Regions from separate parts of the Homo sapiens genome. Here region 1 is linked to region 2. Evidence: read pairs that join two places in POLR2A ChIA-PET (ENCODE). Cell type or tissue: OCI-LY7. All regions are shown on one strand. Links, peaks and the distances in the headings refer to the core of each region. The heading gives the core; the rest is flanking DNA.

Region 1 (4,391 bases), core at 171-4,170, 100 kb after region 2:
AGGTTAATGTGATAAATTTTTTGTTATGTGTATTTTGCCACAGTTGAAAAAACAAACCCCATGAAGCTCAGGGATGACGTGCCCTTGATGCAAGTGGCAGTGCAGATTGCCTTCTTAACGTTCTCTCCACTAGTTGGCTGGTAGCTTTGTGACGCCTGATTTTTAATTTTTGATTTCTATGCATGATTTGTGATTGTGATGATAGCCACAAATTCACTGGGCCTGGGTGTGCAGAAGCATTCTGATATCTCTGGAATCAAAGCAAAAACTGCCTTTGTGGTCTTCCTTCAGAGCTCTTTTTTTTTTTTTTTTTTTTTTTTTTGAGACAAGGTGGAGATGGGGTCTCGCCATGTTCCCCAAGCTGGTCTCAACTCCTGAGTTCAAGCAATCCTCCTGCCTCGGCCTCCCAAAGTGCTGGGATTATAGGTGTGAGCCACCATGCCCATTCTCAGAACTTGTATTTTCAACAAAGCCATGAGCTGTAGCATCAAATGAGCACATACTCATGGGGAGATGGACCTTCACACACCAACTCCACAGAGAGTTTACTGAGAGTGCTTTCATTATCTCCTTTCTCTCACCACCACCCTGTGTTTTCCTTGCCCCCTTAGCTTAATTGAGTCCCTGAAGTTCTGGAGGACCCGCTTCCTGCTGCTGCCAGCCTGTGTCACCGCCACCAAGCGCATCACGGAGGGGGAGGCCCACTGCGACATCTATGGGGACAGGCCCCGTGCAGACGAGGACGAGTGGCAACTCCTGGATGGTTTTGTCCGCTTTGTGGAGGGCTTGAATCGCATTCGCAGGCGGCATCGCTCGGATCGCATGATGCGGGTAAGGGCTCCTTAGACTCAGGGAGTGCGCCTGGTGTGAGATGCAGGGCCTGCCACCTCCTCTATTAGGGGCCTCTCATCATCAGCCTACTTATTTACTCCTCAGCTGCCCAGTGTTTACCTTAAATCCAAAACAGTGTTTTCTCCTCCACCGCGGGGTAAAGGAGGAAGGGATAGAGTGCAGGCAGTGACTGGGTGGTGTTCTGTGGCATAGAGCCATTCCCTTCCACCTGAGGACATGGTGCCTTGAGGTGCTCCCCAAGTGGGACCCTATGTTGAGCACAGCTGCTTGTGTGACTGGGTGCTGAACCTCTGAGTAGAAACTCTCAGGAGGTGAACAGCAGCAGTCCTTCCTCACTCTTCTTGCTCCAGAGTTCCCAGCACCCTGTGCCTTATTTCAGTCACACACCACCCAGTGCGGAGACTCAGGCTTCTGGGGGTTATGGAATATGCCAGCTATAAGGGGCAGAACTGGGATTCAGCATTTTTTTTAAACATATAGTATAATTGACGTGTGTGTGTGTGTGTGTATGTGTGTGTGTGTGTACACAGGTCTGTGAATTTTAACAAATATATAGATTCATGCAACCATCACCATCACTTCAAAAAAATTCTCTCATGCTAGTCTTTTTTTTTTTTTTCGAGACAAGGTCTCACTTTGTTGCCCAAGCAGGAGTGTGGTGGCATGATCATGGCTCACTGCAGCCTTGACCTCCCACCTTAGGCTTCCAAGTAGCTGGGACTAAAGGTGTGCATCATGTCCAGCTAATTTTTTGTATTTTTTGTAGAGATGGAGTTTCCCCATTTTGCCCAGGTTGTTTTCAAATTCCTGGACTAAAGTGCTGGGATTACAGGCATGAGCCACCATGCCTGGACTTATGCTAGTCTTGATAGTCATGTTCTCCCCCATCTCTAATCCCTGGCAACCACTGGTGTGTTCCTTATCACTGTACTTTTGTCTTTTCCAAACATCACAGAAAAGAGAATCACATAATATGTGACCTTTTGAGGCTGCCTTCTTTCACTTAGCATAATGCCTTCTGATTCATCCAAGTTGTGTGTGTAAGTAGTTCACTCTTTTTAATCACCAGGGAATGTTCCATCATCAGCCATGTTTTTTTTGTTTTTAACCTCAAGTTCAGTATTCTTCCTCTCACACCAGCTGCCTTATGTACACAACATCACTTACGATTAGAAACGTGTCTGGGAGAGCTTGGATAGTGGGAAGAACTTTGGTTTTGAAGTGAGGTCACTGGAGTTTGGATTCCAGCTCCAGTAGGATGTGGGATAAGTTCCTTAACCTCTCTGAGCTTCAGTTTCTTCTTCTGTAAAATAGGGCTAACATTATTTACATCATAGATCTGTGGTGAGGGTGAAATGAGGATGTGCAAATAAAGGGGCAGTTTATTTTTAGCTGACCAGGCATTTGAATGAAAGGCGGTTTTCTGTCACTTACTGAACACTGAGAACCTGTGTTCCTTGACCCTGTCCATGGGATTCCCGGGGCCTGGGAATGCTGCAGCATGCCCTGGGGCATGAGTGGCTTCCACTGAGAGCCCACTTGGCTGATGGCCTTGTCTCCTCTTCTCTGCTTTAGAAAGGGACCGCCATGAAAGGCTTGCAGATGACTGGGCCCATTTCCACGCATTCTCTGGAGTCAACTGCACCCCCAGTGGGGAAGAAGGGAACCTCAGCTCTCTCTGCCCTGTTGGAGATGGAGGCCAGTCAGAAGTAAGTGCTTGGTGGAAGACTGACTTGTCCCCACCTTGACAGCCCTGAGGGTTTTCAGTGCCCTGTTCCCTTGAGGGGGTGAAATATTTCCTTTACAAGGAGCTTGTAATTAGGGAGAAGGCATTTATGTGAAAAGGAAGGCTAATACCTGGTAGGTGTTGGATAACATGAAATAGGCCAGAAGTTATAAACTTTTAGATTGGGACTTAATTTTAATTACAGACTCATTTAATTTAGCCCACAAAGTATTTCAACATATTTGAGCCGGGGCCAGGTGTGGTGGCTCAGGCCTATAATCCCACCACTTTGGAAGGCCAAGGTGGGCAGATCACTTGAGGCCAGGAGTTTGAGACCAGCCTGGCCAACATGGCAAAACCCCATCTTTACTGGGGAAAAAAAAAAAAAAGCCAGGTATATTAGTCCATTCTCACACTGCTAATAAAGACATACCTGGGACTGAGTAATTTATGAAGGAAAGAAGTTTAATCAACTCACAGTTCTGCAGGGCTGGGGAGGCCTCAGGAAACTTACAATCATGGCAGAAAGGGAAGCAAACACATCCTTCTTCACATGGCAGCAGCAAAAAGTGCAGAGTGAAGGTAGGGGAAAAGCCCCTTATAAAACCATCACATCTCGTGAGAACTCACTATCATGAGAACAGCCTGGAGGTAACTGCCCCCATGATTAATTTACCTCCCACCTGGACCATCCCATGACACGTGGGGATTATGGGAACCATAACTCAAGATAAGATTTGGGTGGGGACACAGCCAAACCATATCATTTCACCCCTGGCCCCTCCCAGTTCTCATGTCCTTGCATTTCAAAACACAGTCATGCCTTCTCAACAGTCCCCCAAAGTCTTAATTCATTCCAGCATTAACTCAAGTCCAATGTCTCATCTGAGACAAGGCAAATCCCTTTTGCCTATGAGCTTGTAAAGTCAAAAGCAAGTTAGTTACTTCCTTGATACAATGGGGTATGGGCATTGAGTAAATACACCCATTCCAAATGGGAGAAATTGGCCAAAACAAAGGGGCTACAGGCCCCATGCAAGTCTGAAATCCAATAGGGCAACCATTAAACTTTAAAGTTCCAAAATGATCTCCTTTGATTCCAAGTCTCACATTCAGGGCATGCTGATACAAGAGGTAGGCTCCCAGGCCCTTGGGTAGCTCCAGCCCTGTGGCTCTGCAGGGTACCACCCCACTTCGGGCTGCTTTTACGGCCTGGTGTTGAGTGTCTGCCACTTTTCCAGATGCATGATGCAAGCCGTCGGTGGATCTGCCATTCTGGGGTCTGGTGGATGGTGGCCCTCTTCTCACAGCTCCACTAGGCAGTGCCCCAGTGGAGACTTTTTCCTTCCGCACTGCCCTAGCAGAGGTTCTCCATGAGGGCCCTGCCCCTGAAGCAAACTTCTGCCTCCCCTGAAATCTAGGCAGAGATTCCCAAACCTCAGTTCTTGACTTCTGTGTACCTGCAGGCTCAACACCACATAGAAGTTGCCAAGGCTTGGGGCTTACACCTTCTGAAGCCATGCCTGAGCTGTACATTGGCCCCTTTTAGCCATGGCTGGAGTGGTTGGGATGCAGTGCACGGAGTCCCTAGGCAGCACACAGCAGGAGGCCAGGCCCAGGAAACCAATTTTTCCTTCTAGGCCTCCAGCCCTGTAGTGGGAGGGGCTGCATGAAGGTCTCTGACATGCCCTGGAGACATTTTCCCCATTGTCTTGGTGATTAACATTAAGCTCCTCCTTACTTATGCAAATTTCTGCAGTAGGCTTGAATTTCCTCCCAGAAAATGGGTTTTTCTTTTCTGTCACATCATCAG
Region 2 (4,391 bases), core at 293-4,292:
GAGAAAAGATGAATTTTAACGAACCTTCCCAAAGGTAAAAGAGCGTAACGTTATAATACTAACTTAAATATCAGAAGTGATAAGAAATTAGATTGCTGTTCCATGATGTTTAGGTAACACAGAAAGGCGAATTAAAAAAATTAAATCCAAAAGATTAGGCTGGGCGCAGTGGCTCACACCTGTAATCCCAGCAGTTTGGGAGGCTGAGGCAGGTGGATCACTTGAGGTCAGGAGTTCGAGAACAGCCTAGTCAATATGGTGAAATCCAAGGCGGGGCATGGTGGCTCACGCCTGTAATCCCAGCACTTTGGGAGGCCGAGAGGGGCGGATCACGAGGTCAGGAGATCAAGACCATCCTGGCTAACACGGTGAAACCCTATCTCTACTAAAAATACAAAAAATTAGCCAGGCATGATGGCGCGCGCCTGTGGTCCCAGCTACTCAGGAGGCTGAGGCAGGAGAATGGTGTGAACCCGGGAGGCGGAGCTTGCAGTGAGCCGAGATTGCGCCACTGCACTCCAGCCTGAGTGACAGAGCGAGGCTCTGTCTCAAAAAAAAAAAAAAAAAAAAAAAAAATTGTGAAATCCAGTCTCCACTAAAAATACCAAAATTAGCCAGGCGTGGTGGCAGGCTCCTGTAATCCCAGCTACTCGGGAGGCTGAGGCACAAGAATCGCTTGAACCTGGGAGGCAGAGGTTGCAGTGAGCCGAGATCTTGCTACTGCACTCCAGCCTGGGCAACAAAGCAAGACTCCCATCTCAAAGAAAAAAAAGAACAAGCAATAAAACAAAACAAAACATTACCAAGAGATAAACTGTGTGTACAGGGGAAGAGCGAGAATCAAATGAGATTCTGGATGTGAAAAGCTTTCATAAACAGTGCTGTAAGGCTGGGTGCGGTGGCTCATGCCTATAATCCCAGCACTTTGGGAGGCCCAGGCAGGCAGATCACCTGAGGTCAGGAGTTAGAGACCAACCTGGCCGATATGGTGAAACCCTGTCTCTACTAAAAATATAAAAATTAGCTGGGCATGATGGCAGGCACCTGTAGTCCCAGCTACTTAGGAGGCTGAGGCAGAAGAATTGCTTGAACCTGGGAGGCGGAGGTTGCAGTGAGCCAAGATCACGCTACTGCACTCCAGCCTGGGTGACAGAGTGAGACTCCGTCTCAAAAACAGTGCTGAGAGAAATGTATCCCTTTTAGATCTAGAATCTTCCCCTTTCTCCTTTATTTCCAGATACAGAAACATCTTTCTAGGGGCACTTCAGATTTTAGGCCATTTATGTATGTGTAAGGTGGGGGATGGGGGAGGTTAGTAGAGATAACGTGGAGTTGCTATTTGATGCCAAAAATAAGTAGGAAGTGCTCAATTTTAATTTGGTTCAGTTTTCCTTTCCCAACAACATACACAGTCCAGTTTTCACCTGTCACAGCACATACAGATTTGAAGAGTAAATGCAGGAAAGGATATTGTAAAAGAGCAGATTTTTCGAAGGAGATGGGCTCCTTGGGTCTCTGCCACCTTATGCATCTGATCCTGCCTACCACAGAGATATGGGTGTTCTTAAAACTTAATCCTTGACTACTCTCTTTTTAGGCTTCACTTTCTTGATAACGTCATCTTTTTCTGCAGCCTCTGTAATGAGGATGACTCAAAACTCTTCCTTTTTTTTTTTTTTGAGATGGAGTCTTGCTCTGTCGCCCAGGCTGGATGAAGTGCAGTGGTGCCATCTCAGCTCACTGCAATCTCTGCCTCCCAGGTTCAAGGATTATCCTGCCTCAGTCTCCTGAGTAGCTGGGATTACAGGCACATGCCATCACGCGTGGCTAATTTTTGTATTTTTAGTAGAGACGGGGTTTCACCATGTTGGCCAGGCTGGTCTCGAACTCCTGACCTCAAGTAATCCGCCCGCCTCGGCCTCCCAAAGTGCTGGGATTAAGGGTGTGAGCCACTGCACCTGGCCTAAAACTCTTCCTTTAAGCACAGAGTTACCATAGGATTCAGCAATTCCCCTCATATGCATACATGCACAAAACATATGTCCACATAAAAATTTGTACACAAATGTCTTTAGCAGCACTACTCACAATAGTCAAAAAGTATAAGCAATCCAAATATCCATCAACTGATGAATGGATAAACAAAATGTGGTATAGCCCTACAATGGAATATTATTCAGCCATAAAAAGGAATGGAGAAATAACACGTTACAACATGAATGAACCTTGAAGACATTATGCTAAGTGAAAGAAGCCAGTCACAGAGATCACATATTACAAGATCCCCTGTATAGGAATGTCTAGACTAGGCAAATCTTACTATGAACCCAGCTACTAAGAGGGGAGGATCACGCCCATGGGAGGCCAAGGTGGGAGGATCATGAGGTCAGGAGTTCGAGACCATCCTGGGTAACACGGTGACACCCCGTCTCTACTAAAAATACAAAAAATCAGCTGGGCATGGTGGCACGCGCCTGTAGTCCCAGCTGCTCTGGAGGCTGAGGCAGGAGAATCACTTGAACCTGGGAGGCAGAGGGTGCAGTGAGCCGAGATTGCGCCACTGCACTCCAGACTGGGAGACAAAACCGAAAGTCTGTCCAAAAAAAAGGCTGGGATTCTTGGAGAAATTGGGAGTGACAGCTGAGGGACACAGAGTTTCTTTCTTGAGTAATAAAAATGTTCTAAAGTCAATTATGGTGATGGCTGTAGAACTCTGTGACTATACCAAAAACCACTGACTGGTACAATTTAAATCAGTCAATTGTATGGCATATGAATTAAATCTTAAAAAAATGATTTCTTTTAAAAAAGAACCTGGCCGGGAGCGGTGGCTCAAGCCTGTAATCTCAGCACTTTGGGAGGCCAAGGTGGGTGGATCACTTGAGGTCAGGAGTTCCAGACCAGAATGGCCAACATGGTGAAACCCTGTCTCTACTAAAAATCCAAAAAATTAGCTGGGCATGTTGGCGAACGCCTGTAATCCCAGCTACTTGGGAGGCTGAGGCAGGAGAATCGCTTGAACCTGGAAGGCGGAGGCTGCAGTGACCTGAGATGGGGCCACTGCACTCCAGACTGGGTGACACAGTGAGACCCTGCCTCGAAAAAAAAAAAAAAGAACCTGACCTTGACCCCAACCTTTCTTTCAATTCCTAACCTACATTTCACTTGCAAGAATGGCACCCCCAAAACTTACCAAGTTTAAAACAGAATTCATTCAATCTATTGAATAACTGAGTCTTTGAGTCTTTCTACACGCAAACAGCTTTGAGAAACAGGTATAAATAAGACGCCCTCAGCAAACTTACATGCTCATTCATTAAAAAAAAAAAAAAAAAGACAGGGTCTTGCTGTGTCGCCCAGGCTGGAGTGTGGTGGTGCGATCATAGCTCACTATAACCTTGAACTCCTTCTGCCTCAGCATGCCTGGTTAATTTTTTTTTTTTTTTTGGGATGGAGTTTCGCTCTTGTTGCCCAGGCTGGAGTGCAACAGTGCGATCTTAGCTCACCACAATCTCCACCTCCCAGGTTCAAGAGATTCTCCCGCCCCAGCCTCCTGAGTAGCTGGGATTACAGGCATTTGCCACCACACCCAGCTAATTTTGTATTTTTTAATAGAGATGGGGTTTCTCTATGTTGGTCAGGCTGATCTCAAACTCCCAACCTCAGGTGATCAGTCCGCCTTGGTCTCCCAAAGTGCTGGGATTACAGGCGTGAGCCACTATGCCCGGCCTACTTTTTTATTTTTGTAGATAATTTTGTATGTCTTGTTATGTTGCCCAGGCTGGTCTCAAACTCCTGGGTTCAAGCAATCCTCCCACCTCAGCCTCCCAAAAGTGCTGGAATTACAAGCGTGAGCCACTGTGACTAGCCACATGCTGATTCTTAATCCTGTTGCTTCTCAGAAAAGGCACCATCAATATTCTAGAGCTTAGATTTGAATCCCCAGCCATAACCATATCTGACTTCCCCTCACCATTCAATCAGCACTTGCAGCCTGTGGACTCAACTCCCTGCAGTGTTTCTAGTAAATCATATTCATTTCCATCCCCACAGTTCTAGCTCAACATTTGTTCCAAATGTTGCTCCACATACGGTCATACACAAATACAGGTTTACTAAACAGATCTTTATCATAAACAGTGAATACTGATAATCACATAAAATGGTTCACCTCTTGATACTCTTGTTTGGACCAAATTCTAAGAATTTCAACCTGTAAAACAACTAGGCACATTGGCTAGAGAACCAAAACAGACACCCCCTCCTTTTTCTCCTGGACTAATTCTGGGTCCTCAAATTTCTGAACAGAATTGCAGATACGTTACCAAGAACAGCTGGAACCCTAAGAGGTGAGGTGATATTAAATGCAAGCCTAGAGTGGCAGGTTAAAC

Evidence for each region. Peaks named below come from ENCODE experiments on the same cell type or tissue, not always from the same donor. Only the 100,000 strongest peaks of a DNase experiment are listed, where the experiment ranks them.
Region 1: POLR2A ChIA-PET joins it to region 2 with 22 read pairs; 6 of 35 experiments call an interaction of 5 or more read pairs at or near these places.

Annotation. Positions count from the first base shown.
Region 1 is chr22:31,844,407-31,848,797 of GRCh38, forward strand. It overlaps DEPDC5 (DEP domain containing 5, GATOR1 subcomplex subunit), which reads left to right. Exons shown (of 43, transcript NM_001242896.3): 30 at 612-831; 31 at 2,428-2,561. Among named protein-coding and RNA genes, the nearest start is that of DEPDC5, 93 kb to the left of the region's middle. In OCI-LY7, for the core only: a CTCF peak has its summit at 2,497; a DNase peak (open chromatin) is centred at 2,505; H3K4me3 peaks cover 215 bases; H3K27ac peaks cover 805 bases.
Region 2 is chr22:31,740,703-31,745,093 of GRCh38, forward strand. All of the region lies in intron 1 of PRR14L (proline rich 14 like), which reads right to left. Among named protein-coding and RNA genes, the nearest start is that of PRR14L, 7.2 kb to the right of the region's middle. In OCI-LY7, for the core only: no CTCF peak of the experiment used is centred there; no DNase peak of the experiment used is centred there.